Linked DNA regions of Homo sapiens: all the other regions are linked to region 3. The links are chromatin contacts, found by Hi-C or POLR2A ChIA-PET in ENCODE. All regions are on one chromosome and are shown on one strand. Each heading gives the region's core, a stretch centred on a gene start or an enhancer-like site at or near the end of the contact. The rest is flanking DNA. Distances are from core to core; before and after follow the strand shown. Region 1 holds the start of SERPINB9 (serpin family B member 9). Region 2 overlaps SERPINB6 (serpin family B member 6). Region 3 holds the start of BPHL (biphenyl hydrolase like). Region 4 holds the start of SERPINB6 (serpin family B member 6).

What was found. Hi-C counts contacts between places; a loop is a spot of excess contacts on that map. ChIA-PET counts read pairs that join two places held with the same protein, here RNA polymerase II (POLR2A). Pooled maps may share reads with other maps.
Region 1: a loop to region 3 is called in a pooled map, with 5 times the contacts of the local background. The contact joins the promoter of SERPINB9 here to the promoter of BPHL in region 3. A Hi-C loop is called at or near these places in 3 of 50 pooled maps. POLR2A ChIA-PET finds 5 or more read pairs at or near these places in 2 of 52 experiments (OCI-LY7 and activated B cell).
Region 2: a loop to region 3 is called in a pooled map, with 2.7 times the contacts of the local background. The contact joins the enhancer-like site here to the promoter of BPHL in region 3. A Hi-C loop is called at or near these places in 7 of 50 pooled maps.
Region 4: a pooled map shows a loop between it and region 3 (4-fold over the local background). The contact joins the promoter of SERPINB6 here to the promoter of BPHL in region 3. A Hi-C loop is called at or near these places in 3 of 168 maps with a recorded cell type or tissue (B cell, CD4-positive, alpha-beta memory T cell and naive thymus-derived CD4-positive, alpha-beta T cell), 4 of 37 single-sample maps with no recorded cell type and 16 of 50 pooled maps. POLR2A ChIA-PET finds 5 or more read pairs at or near these places in 6 of 52 experiments (CD4-positive, alpha-beta memory T cell, MCF 10A, Panc1 and 3 more).

The regions. Positions count from the first base shown.
Region 1 is chr6:2,901,650-2,904,675 of GRCh38, reverse strand. It overlaps SERPINB9 (serpin family B member 9), which reads left to right and starts at 1,367. Exons shown (of 7, transcript NM_004155.6): 1 at 1,367-1,475. RefSeq lists silencers at 1,172-1,221, 1,322-1,401, 1,642-1,691 and an enhancer at 1,402-1,903.
Region 2 is chr6:2,951,428-2,954,139 of GRCh38, reverse strand. It overlaps SERPINB6 (serpin family B member 6), which reads left to right. Exons shown (of 7, transcript NM_004568.6): 5 at 954-1,096. Among named protein-coding and RNA genes, the nearest start is that of SERPINB6, 19 kb to the left of the region's middle. Within about 2 kb of position 1,404, at least 28 of the 41 ENCODE cell types and tissues checked have a DNase peak (open chromatin) inside an H3K27ac peak, as active enhancers do.
Region 3 is chr6:3,117,142-3,120,135 of GRCh38, reverse strand. It overlaps BPHL (biphenyl hydrolase like), which reads right to left and starts at 1,425. Exons shown (of 7, transcript NM_004332.4): 1 at 1,289-1,425. The coding sequence starts at 1,395. LOC107986556 (a long non-coding RNA gene) reads left to right here and starts at 1,489. Exons shown (of 4, transcript XR_001743928.3): 1 at 1,489-2,347. RefSeq lists a silencer at 1,128-1,517 and an enhancer at 1,556-2,191.
Region 4 is chr6:2,970,188-2,972,887 of GRCh38, reverse strand. SERPINB6 (serpin family B member 6) reads left to right here and starts at 1,321. Exons shown (of 7, transcript NM_004568.6): 1 at 1,321-1,355. RefSeq lists an enhancer at 1,016-1,540.

The DNA of each region.
Region 1 (3,026 bases), core at 118-2,617, 220 kb after region 3:
GTATGATTCAATTTGCATGAAATCTTCACAGTCGGTCAATCCGCAGGGCCAGAAAAGAAATCTGGAGGTCGGAGCCTCTCCCAGAAGCCAGGGGTTGTGGGAAGGAGGAAATGGAGAATAATTGCTAATGGGTATCACAGTTCCTTTTAGGGTGATGAAAACCTTCTGGAGTTAGATAGTGGTGAGAGTTGGACAGCTTTGTCAATATACCAAGAACTATTGAATTGTATGCTTTAAAAGGATGCATATTATGGTCCGTGAATTGTCTTTTAATAAAGGTTTTATTTTTAAAAACAAGCTAGGCACCTAGGGTGTCAAATTGAAGGAGGCTCTGATTCTCAGGGCCGCGCAAATGCAGGGTTGGCACCTATGCGTGTGGCCCTCCTGAAATTTTGTGCCTTAGGCACCTGCCTTGCTTCTCCCTAATTCAGGCCCTCAGGAGAAAGCTCTAATTCTGGTCAATTTGAAACAGGAGGGCACGGCTTCTGGGCGACGCTCCGTGCTCCAGAGAGAGCCATTTGTCTGTTCCCTTCCTCTGGACGTCACCGTGCCAACATGAAATGCTTCCAATTGAGTCCAGCCTGAGATGGAAGGGGGTGGGGGGATATCTGATGACATCACGAACTGCTGCATCAACTCCCCCGAGTCCCTGCCTCTGGACCCCCTGATAGAGGACACAAGGAGTGTCCTGAGCCCGTGTGACTCAGTGTCTCTTCCCATCACTTTGCGGGAAAATGGGGCTGCTTACACCACACCGCAGCCCAAACACCTGTGGCTAGAGAAGGGCTTGGGTACTAGGAGTGAGGACGCCTGGTTCTGGGCCCAGGACTAGTACTAGTTAGTGGTGGGACCTGGAACAAATGCTTTGGTTCTAAGTGAATCCCCCATATTCATGACAAGAGGCGTGGAACACAGACCCATGGGACCTTCCCACTGGAACACGGAGCTTGGCTGTCACCCGACCTTCGCTTCCTTAAGTACAAAAGCCCAGGGTTCCAGGCTCCGTCTCCTTTCCCGCAGACGCCTTGTTTCTTCGCGCGGAGGCCCTGGACGCCGCAGGCTCCCAACCTACTTCTCTGGGCTGTCAGGTTCTGAACCCGGTCCTGAAGAGGCCCTGGCGCCGGGGGTGGGTGAGGCCGAGCGCGCGCCTTGGGAACCTGGCCGGCCTCAGGCTGGCGGGAGCATTGGCGGACATCGCCCCGGGCGGGGCGGACTGGGGGGACCCTGACCTGACCCTGCTCCCAGCTCTGACCTCGGCCACCACGCGCGGCGCCCCCGCTGGTCCCGCCAGGCTCCGCCTAAACGCAGAAAGCGTGGGAGGCGCCCGACCCTGCGGTATAAAAGCGGTGCCTGCAGAGGCCCTAGCGGGAGTCCGCGGCGAGCGCAGCAGCAGGGCCGGGTCCTGCGCCTCGGGGGTCGGCGTCCAGGCTCGGAGCGCGGCACGGAGACGGCGGCAGCGCTGGACTAGGTGGCAGGTGAGGGCGTCCCCGCGCACGGCTGGGGTAGGGGACGGGAGTGGCGAGCTTCAGGTCCACCGGCTGCCACCGAGTGATGGGACCGGAGGACAGGAGAGGTCGCTCAGCCAAGAGCCCCGGGGAGGCGGTGCCTTCTCGGTGGGGTCAGCAACGGTCTCTGGGGGGTGCCTGGGAGCGGCAGCCGGTCTCCGCCTTGGCGGCCCACAGCCACCGCGGACGCCTCCCTCCCGGATGTCTCCTCGCTGCCCTTCCCTGGCCGAAGCCCTCCCCTGCAGCCTCCTCCCCACCTGCCGGCCCTGTGTTCTCACTGCTCTTCTCTGCTCTGGGATCCGCAGGATGACGTCTGTCCTGCTTCTTCACTGTCCTTTACAGTCACCAGTCTCGGCCGGGCGCAGTGGCTCACGCCTGTAATCCCAGCACTTTGGGAGGCCAAGGCGGTCGGATCCTTGGAGATCAGGAGTTCGAGACCAGTCTGGCAAACGTGGTGAAAACCGGTCTCTACTAAAAATACAGAAATTAGCCGGGCATGGTGGCCCACGCCTGTAATAATGTCAGCTATGTGCTGAGGCAGGAAAATCACTTCAACTCGGGAGGCAGAGGTTGCAGTGAGCTGGGATTGCGCCACTGCACTCCAGCCTGGCAGACAGAGTGAGACTTCGTCTCAAAACAAAAAAAAGAAAAACACAAAAAAACCACCACCAACAACAACAAAAAAATAAAGCCACCAGTCTCGGAGTTTCAAATCTGAGCACTCTTATCCATCTTAATTCTTTCAATAATTCAGCTAAACGAATGGGGTCCTGAGAATCTGCAGAGCCAGGCTCAGCGCTCGCCTGCAGAGCCTGCGGTCTGTGGGGACCACCAGCAAGATGAGGAATCACCTTCGGGAGGAAGGGTCGTGCTGGGGAGGGTCGCGCCGGCGGGGTCAAGAGAACCTCCTCCAGGGTGGGAATCAGAGCCTCCGGGCCGCGGTGTTTGAGGGTGAGTGGAATTAATGCCGTGATGGACATGGGGCCTTCTAAGGGGGACCAACAGTGTTTGTGAAGAGTTGACTTTGGGAGGGGTTCAGGATGGCCAGAGGTGGAGGCTGTGACCTCAGTGAGTCTGGATCAAGGGAGGGGGCAGGTGGGTAAGACACCGTTTTAACAAGGTGGCTTTGAGCGGCCACCTTTGAGGGGCCTAAGGGCCCCTGGGAGATTTAGGAGGAAGGACAAGAGGATTAAGACACCGCTTTCTGAGGTGCCGTGTGGCTGTGGCGTGGGGGTGGCTGGGGGAGTGGGTTGTGTTCATTGTCCAAGGCTCTCCAGCGCTTTGCGTGGCGTTTTGGGGAGCACAGATGAGGTGTCCCGACAGTGGGGAGTGGCTCTAGGGAGACCAGAGGCTCGGGAGGGGGCCTGGGCATTAGACCAGGCACAGAATCCGAAGTGGGAAGAAATGTGGGCGTAGAGGGCAGGCCTTGGGGATGGGTGTGGGGGAGGAGGGGGAGATGGAAAGGAGTCAGGGAGGTCTCCCAGGCTCACCTGGAGGAGTCAGGGTCTCATTTCCAAGTGC
Region 2 (2,712 bases), core at 155-2,654, 170 kb after region 3:
AACTTTTTTTTTTTTTTTTTTTGAGACAAGGTCTCCCTCTGTCACCTAGGCTGGAATGCAGTGACACAATCACAATTCACTGCAGCCTCAATTTTCTTTTTTTTTCTTTGAGATGGAGTTTTGCTCTTATTGCCCAGGCTGGAGTGCAATGGTGCAATCTTGGCTCATTGCAACCTCTGCCTCCCAGGTTCAAGTGATTCTCCTATCTCAACCTCCCAAGTAGTTGGGATCACAGGCACGTGCCACCATGCCCTGCTAATTTTTGTATTTTTTAGTAGAGACAGGTTTTCACCATGTTGGCCAGGATGATCTCAATCTCTTGACCTCGTGATCCACCCGCCTTGGCCTCCCAAAGTGCTGGGATTACAGCATCAATTCTTGTGCTCAAGCGGTCCTCCTGCTTCAGTCTCCCAAGTAATTGGGACTACAGGTAGCACCACCATGCCCAGCTAATTTTAATAAATTTTTTTTTTAAGAGACAAGGCCTCACTATGTTGTCCAGGTTGGTCTCAAACTCCTGGCCTCAAGTGATCCTCACACCTCAGCCTCCCAAACTGCTGGAATTATAGGTGTGAGCCACTGTGTCTGGCCTAACTGTTCTTTAAGCTTGTAAAGAACATCTTCTGACTGCCCACCTTTTTGATAATCCTTTAAGTTCTTGTCTTTAAGTCATAGGCACCCATGATTGCTTCTTATCTCATGTGTTAGGAACTCATCCTGCATAATTAACGCATATTTGTTCACTTTGTGTGTTTTATTCAATTGATGATGTTTTTCGTACCAGAAGATTTTGTTGTTTTGCTTTAAGGACACGTATCCCTTTATATTTGGGGGACAGTGGAACTCTCTATCCGTGCACTTGACTGCTGAAGGAGAAGGCCCCAGCCGATTCCTGATGTGTCGGGGATCCGCAGCCGCCCCTATCTAATGCGGTCTTGAATTCTTCCGCTCAGGTAAAATTGCGGAGTTGCTCTCTCCGGGCTCAGTGGATCCATTGACAAGGCTGGTTCTGGTGAATGCTGTCTATTTCAGAGGAAACTGGGATGAACAGTTTGACAAGGAGAACACCGAGGAGAGACTGTTTAAAGTCAGCAAGGCGAGTAAGGGGCCGTGACAGGAGCAGCGCCTGTGTTCACACGAGCGTCTCCGGCTCGGGGCCTCCCGCGTCTGCAGCCGTGGGGCCTTTCTGTCCCTGCCCCTCCTGCTTGACATCCATTGGGTGGCCTCGTGTCCCTGGGCGCCTGGCATCCGCCCTGCCACCTACAGGGCAAGTCTGAAGCTGCAGCCCTCAGGCTCGATCAAGGTCTTAAAGCTCAGACTCCAGATATGGCGTGCCATCTTCTAGCGGACATTTCCTCCTTTTCTCTAGCTTCATTCCCATCAGGACCTACCCACTCCTTTCTTTCTGGCGGCGTCCCGGGAAGCCCCGCTACCGCGCCTCCTGCTGGCCTCCGTGCCACACTGCAGGAGCGGAACAACTCAGCCTGCTGAATTGAGGCTGAGCAGGGAGGACTCTCTGACAAGTGCCAGACACGTAGCTGGTGCTTAGTAAATGCTGAACCGATGAGTGATATTCAGTCCTCTCTTGATAGTAAGGATAAGTACAGATTTTTGTTTTAAAACAACCAAACCAAACATGTAGATAGACACTGAGATTAACCACCTCCAGCGTGGAAGATGTCATTTGCTGATGGCCCTTTATCTTCCTCTCACTGAATCTTCTTTATTGTCTCTTGTTTTGTTTTTCTTTAACTATAGAAATTTTTGAACATAGACAAAGTAAACAGAATAGATTAATTACAGTGTATTCTTGATCATTGACCATAGTTAGATCTTCCAGGCTAACTTGAACTTGAGCCTTCAGTTTTTCAAGAAATTTATTTTCATTGTCTGTTCTCCTCGCAATTCAGAAAGAATTATTTTCTTTGAAGCTTTATTCTGAAATGAACTGTGCTATTTTCCCCTGGCAAAATAATTTCTCTCTTTAAAATTTAATGATTAACAAGATGTACAAGGGCTTTGACTACAGATAACAGAAACCCCGGTTCACCATGGTTTATCTCCTAGGAGCTCATCTCCCCTGCTAGGAGGTCTGGAGGCAGGTGAGACCTGGGCTGGTCTGGCACTGGGGCGATGATCCCAGGGAGGCGGCTCCACCATTCTCAGCACGTCGCCTTCTTCCTCATGGTCACAAGATGGCTGAGCTGGCTTCAGCAGTCCCGGTGGCAGGGAGGGGGAGGAACAAGGGAGGGGAGGGGAGCCTAAACCTTCCCCTTAGTGGTTCTGCGTTTCAGAAAGGGAAAGCTGCTTTCTATATGGTGTAGGCCAGAACTATAGGTCTTGTGGGTTTGGGGAGATGTGGAATCCCGTCATGCTTTCTGAGTTCTGCAGTGAAGAAGGGTGAAGGAAGGGGCTGCAGTATTGAGCGTACCAGCCTGAGGCCAGAGGTGTACCTCCAAGGGCACAGATTTTGAGTTGATACAGATTCTTATTTTAATTTCATTACCTTCTATATAAACTGGAACTTGTCTATATAATTGTGTATTTAGTGAATCATTCAGTCACTAAGGTTAGATCTTTTTATATTGCAAGATTGGAGGCTTTGGACCCTGAAGGGGTGCAGGGAGGAATTACTGAAGGCAGGGGTCAGCAAACTTCAGCCTACAGCAAAGCCAGCCCACCACCTAATTTTTTTTAAAGGTTTACTGAAAC
Region 3 (2,994 bases), core at 176-2,675:
CTTAAACCTGGGAGGCAGAGGTTGCAGTGAGCGAGATCACAACACTGCACTCCAGCATGGGCAAAAGAGCGAGAGTCAGTCTCAAAAAAAAAAAGAACTATATTGGTACAATCACAGTAACTTATTTCGATGCCTTTCTGCAGACAGGAAACTGGAAAAAATAATCATTTTCACTGTTAATTTATACAGCTGTAGCCATTAACATGTTTTTCCATCTATCAAAATAGCCCTGACCATCTTATAATAATTCTAAAATTAAAGGAGCTAGTCAATTGCAATATGAAATTTTAAAAGCTGGTCAGATTTGCCCTCTTTTCTCCTTCTAAATCAAGTTTTCAAACTAAAAGTTTCTATGTTGGATCAAGTACAGTTCTAAACGCTGTGTACCTATCTAGTACTGACTTTATGAAAGTAGCCCATCAACAGTCAACTGCGCACATGCACTGTGTACGTTCGTTGTATACGTGTGTTTGCATGTGTGTAGGGATGTATGTAGAGAATAAAGTAAAACAAGCTTCATGCCGCTCTATCCACATTTCTGCCCAGTATCTCTTGGGACCAAGAGTATCCATTTTCAAGACAGAAGGTCAGAAATTAATCCAGTTTTTTTGTTATTGTTTTACCTGAAATGGGGGGACAGGTGGGAGGACAAAAGAGAATAAAGCAGATTCCTGGGCATCTCCACACATGTAGATCAGATCCTCTGGGAGTGAGGCCCAGGATTCTGAATTTTCAGTTCCCAACGTGATTCTTTTGCACATTAAGGTACGAGATCAGCAAGCAAAGAGAAGACTTAGGGCTCTCGGGACCCGTGATTAAAGCCTTAGCGGTACTCAGGCTCAGGCTGATTTCTGACATAAGAGAAAGAAGAGATTATTGTCCTTATGCCCTTAGTGTGGACTCTGGACAGAGCAATGGACTAATGAGGGCGTTGGGATTCTAGTCCGTGCTCCGTCACGGGTGAGTCCATACTACAGGCAAATGTATCTCCCTGGGTCTCTCTGGTCTGCACACTGAAGGGGCTGCACTCTATAGCCCAAGCCTCCACGGCTCCAGACTCCTTGAACTGAGGCTGACCGAGGCGCATGCACGATCGAGGGGCTCGAGCACCAAGCGCGGCTGGCCCCCAGGATCGGGGTCTCGCGGCACAAAGGGCGACAGGGCAGCCAGGCCGCGCCCACGCCCCGTGCCCGCGCGCCGGGAACTCCTGCTGTCGGCACGCGCCCCTCCCGCCGCCCCTCGAGCGCGCCGATGCTGGGGATCCCCGGGGCGAGGTGGCCGCCATTACCCGAACGCGGCCGCGGGTCCGGCCCGTGGGACGTGGATCCCGGGCTTCAGCGCTGAGAGAAGCAGCCGCAGGCGCAACACGCCCCGGCCGCCCAGCACAGCCACCATGGTCACAGGTCGCGTAGCTGCCGGGAGTGCGCATGCGCTAAGACCAAGCGCGGTACCCGGCCCACTCTGCCCCGAAGCCACGCCCTCTGCTCCGCCCACCTCGCCTCTCCATCCTGCTCCGCCCTCTGCCCGCCCCGCCCCGAAGCCACGCCCTGCCGGGTGCTTTCCCATGGGCGACCGAAACTCGGCTCGTGGTTTCGCAGTCCTGGAACCGCCGGCACCCGCGTAGACCGTCCCCTCTCGGTGCTGGCTCTGGCTCCCGGGATGAGTGTCCCCGTCGGCGCTGCCCCGCCCTCGCTCGTCGCCTCAGCGACCATGGCCTTTCCAGGAGGCGAGGCCGCCAGCCATAGCGCCCTCGCTGCGTCGGCGTCCAGGCGGGACTCCGGAGTGGGCGGGGCTCCGGCTCTAGGCAGGCTGCTATGTTGGATCAAGTAAAGTTCTAAACGCTGTGCACCTATTTAGTACTGACTAGTACTAGGAAGTGTATTTGCTTTTCGGAGATGATGGGATCTAAATTTTGTTTATACCACTTCACGCCCATTAGGATGGCTACTAGCAAAACCCCCAGAAATTAGTGTTGGTGAAGATGTAGAGAAATTGAAGCCCTTGTATATTGCTGTTGGGAATGTAAAATGGTGCAGCCATGTGATGAACAATACTGCGGTTCCTCAACAAATCAGTTATATGATCCAGCATTTTCTTTTCTGGGTATATAACCCAAAAGAATTTAAAACAGGGTGTACAAGAAGAAATGTTTTTACACTCACGTTGACAGCGGCACTATTCACAATAGCCAAAAGGGTGGAGGCAATTTAAGTGTCCAAAAACAGATACATGGATAAGCAAAATGTTGTCTGTGCATGCAAGGGAACATTTTTTAGCCTGAACAAAGAACGAAATTCTGACACTTGCTACTACATGGATGAACCTGGAGGACACTATGCTGAGGGAGGTAAGCCAGTCAAAAAAAGACAAATACTGTGTGATTCCACTTATATAATAAGGTACCTAGAGGAGTCAAACTTATAGGGACAGAAAATAGAATGGGGGTTGTTGAGGGCTGGTGGAAGGGGGAATGGAAAGTTGGTGTTTCATGGGGACAGAGTTTCAGTTTGGAGAGATGAAAAAGTCCTGGGGATGGATTTTGGTGATGCCTGCATTACATTGTGAGTGTACTTACTGCCACTGAACTACACACCTAAAAGTGGTTTAAGTGGTAAGTTTTATGTATGTTTTACCACAATTAATTTTTTTTCTTTTGGCTGTATAATTGCAGCTTTATAAAGGTTATAGACATTATCTAATTGAAAGCTCAGTGGAGAAAAAAAACAACTATTGCTTTTTAAGTCAATCGTTCTGCCTTAATTGGAAATAACTGGCAGATTTGTGGCTACTGTTGTAGCCTTGGCTTGAATAATTGGAGACAACAGCTTCTTTGCATATTGCATTTCTTCTCCTCCAAGAGACCTTTTTGGTGTAACAGTCAGTCCTGTGAGCACAGTGCTTGTAGGTGTTACACTCATAGAAATTTCTGTCACCTGCAGTGTCCTCACTGGCCCATTGGACTTTCTTGAGTAGTAAAGGCAGTTTTGGCCTAAA
Region 4 (2,700 bases), core at 72-2,571, 150 kb after region 3:
CTGAGTAGCATTCCACCGTATACGCATACCACAGTTTCTTTATCCACTCTTTGATTGATGGGCATTTGGGTTGGTTTCATGTTTTTGCAATTACGAATTGTGCTGCTATTAACATGCGTGTGCAAGTATCTTTTTTGTATAATGACTTATTTTCCTCTGCGTAGATACCCAGTAGTGGGATTGCTGGATCAAATGGTAGTTCTATTTTTAGTTATTTAAGGAATCGCCATACTATTTTCCACAGTGGTTGTACTATCCATCAGCAGTGTAGAGGTGTTCCCTCTTCACCAAATCCACGCCAACATCTATTATTTTTTGAGTTTTTGATTTTTTGATTAAGGCCACTCTTGCGGGAGTAAGGTGGTATCACATTGTGGTTTTGATTTGCATTTCCCTAATCATTAGTGATGTTGAGCATTTTTTCTTGTTTGTTGGCCATTTGCATATCCTCTTTTGAGAACTGTCTATTCATGCCAGCCCACTTTTTGATGGGATTTTTTTTTCTTGCTAATTTGTTTGAGTTTCTTGTAGATTCTGGATATTACTGCTTTGTCGGATGTATAGATTGTGAAGATTTTCTCCCACTCTGTAGGTTGTCTGTTTACTCTGCTTGACTATTCCTTTTGCTTTGCAAAAGCTATTTAGTCTACTTTTTTTTTTTTTTTTTTTTTTTTTTTTTTTGAGACGGACCAGACTGGAGTGCGGTGGCGCCATCTCGGCTCACTGCAGCCTCTGCCTCCCGGGTTCAAGTGATTCTCCTGCCTCAGCTTCCCCAGCAACTGAGATTACAGGCACGCGCCATTACACTCGGCTAATTTTTGTATTTTTAGTAGAGACGGGGTTTTGCCATGTTGGCCAGGCTGGTCTGGAACTCCTGACCTCCAGTGATCCGCCTGCCTCGGCCTCCCAGTGTTGGGATTACTGGCGTGAGCCCCGCGCCCGCCCCTGGCTGGCTTCTTTGCCGCAAGCTGTTTCATCAGCAAAGTCTTTGTGACCTGTATCTAGTCTGCTCATTTTTAAATGCGTGTTCTGCACTCCCCAGTGGATGGCCGTGTATCAGGAGCCGGCCCTTTTCTGGAAACAGGCCAGCATTCAGTCTCCACAGAGGCACCATAAACACGCTGGTGGGGCCCTGTACTGTGGTCAAAGTCAAGGCCTCCGGGCAGGACTCGCGGCCCCTCCGGCTGGCGGGTGGGGTTGACCCGCACGTCCCGCCCCGCCTCTCCCTTCGCGCTCCGGACGGGCGACGGTAGCTCGAGACCCGGGACTCCGCCCGCCTCCCCGCGAGTATTTGAGGTCCGGGGCGGCTCCGGCGCCTCTGCCCGCCGTTCTGCTCGCTCGCTCCCCGCTCTGGAGTACGTGTCTGGCTTGGGAGCCGCTCGGACACGCTGGCTTGGGTTTGTCGCTCCAAAGTCGGGAAAGCCGGGGGCGCGAGCGGGGAGGGGGGCAGGGTGGGGGTCGCGCGGGGCCGGGAACGCGCGTGGGTCGACGGCGCGCGGGGACGCTGGAGCCCCGAGAATGGGGCGTGGCCGCGCGGGGCTGTGACCCCAGCAGTCCCAGCGGGGCGGGGGCCCGGGCGAGCGTCCGGCTTGGGTTCCCTTCCGGAGCCTCGCAGCGGCAGAGAACGGCGACGCGGCCGGGTGAGTCGTGCGTGGCCGCGAGCCCGGCCGGTGACGCCGCGGACCCGAGGACCCCGGGCGCCCAGGCCCAGCGCCCACGGAAGAGGCGGCCGGCGCGGGATGGGGGCGGCGCAGAGCCTCCCGGGCCACAGGTGACCCCGGTCGGCCCCGCGGCCTCGGTGACCCCTCGCCCGCTCCGCGACCCGGAGGACGCGTGCTCAGTCTTGGGGCGCCGGGTGTTAGGAGCCGGGCGGGAGGCGGAGAGAGGCCGAGGGGTTCGGCGCCAAACGGTGCCATCCGGGCCCCCTGCGTGTGTTCACTGGACTGGCCGTGCTGGGCTTGGCCAATCCGCAGCACTTTCAGGTCGCCCAGACCTGTGGAGACGATCGTGTGGACCAGCCCGGATCTCCTTACCGCTCTGTGTTTGAATTAAACTCCCTACAGGCAAACTATTACAGGCTTTGATGTCTTCAAGGCAAAGAGGAAACTTTAACTACAAATTGGCATTTAAGTTATTTTCTTCCTTTTTTTTTTTTTTTTTTTTGTCCTAAAGATTGGCTTCGGAAAACTGAGGTACAGAAAATTAATAATTAATGTTCACATGCTGTCAGGAATACTCAGATGCGAGGGGGCATCTGAGTCCATTTTTTGGGCACTTTTGCTTTCTGGGATGCTCTCGTGCCTAATGACAGCCCTGCAGCTGCCTGCATCCTTTCTGGTGGGGGTCAGGCCTGATGCGATGAGATCTGATGTGTTCAGTGACCTTCTAGTTAAGGTCCTGGGCCGGCCTTGTATTGCTGGGGCTTTTATGTGTGCTGGGATTAACACCAGTGACTGCTGTTATCAGCATAGATGGCGTTTGTTCTCATTTCAGGACCGTATCTGAGTAATTGCATCCATTGTGATGTGCCACCAAAGAGAAAAGTACTTTGGTCATACTCGACTATGTAAACTAAGTATTTTAAGTTAAGGCCAATTCCAATGCATTTTATTACAATTCAGCATGAAACAGTTAACACGGACCAGTAACAGTAGAGTGAAATTAGCATGAATAGAACCAACATTCTTTTCCACATATGTA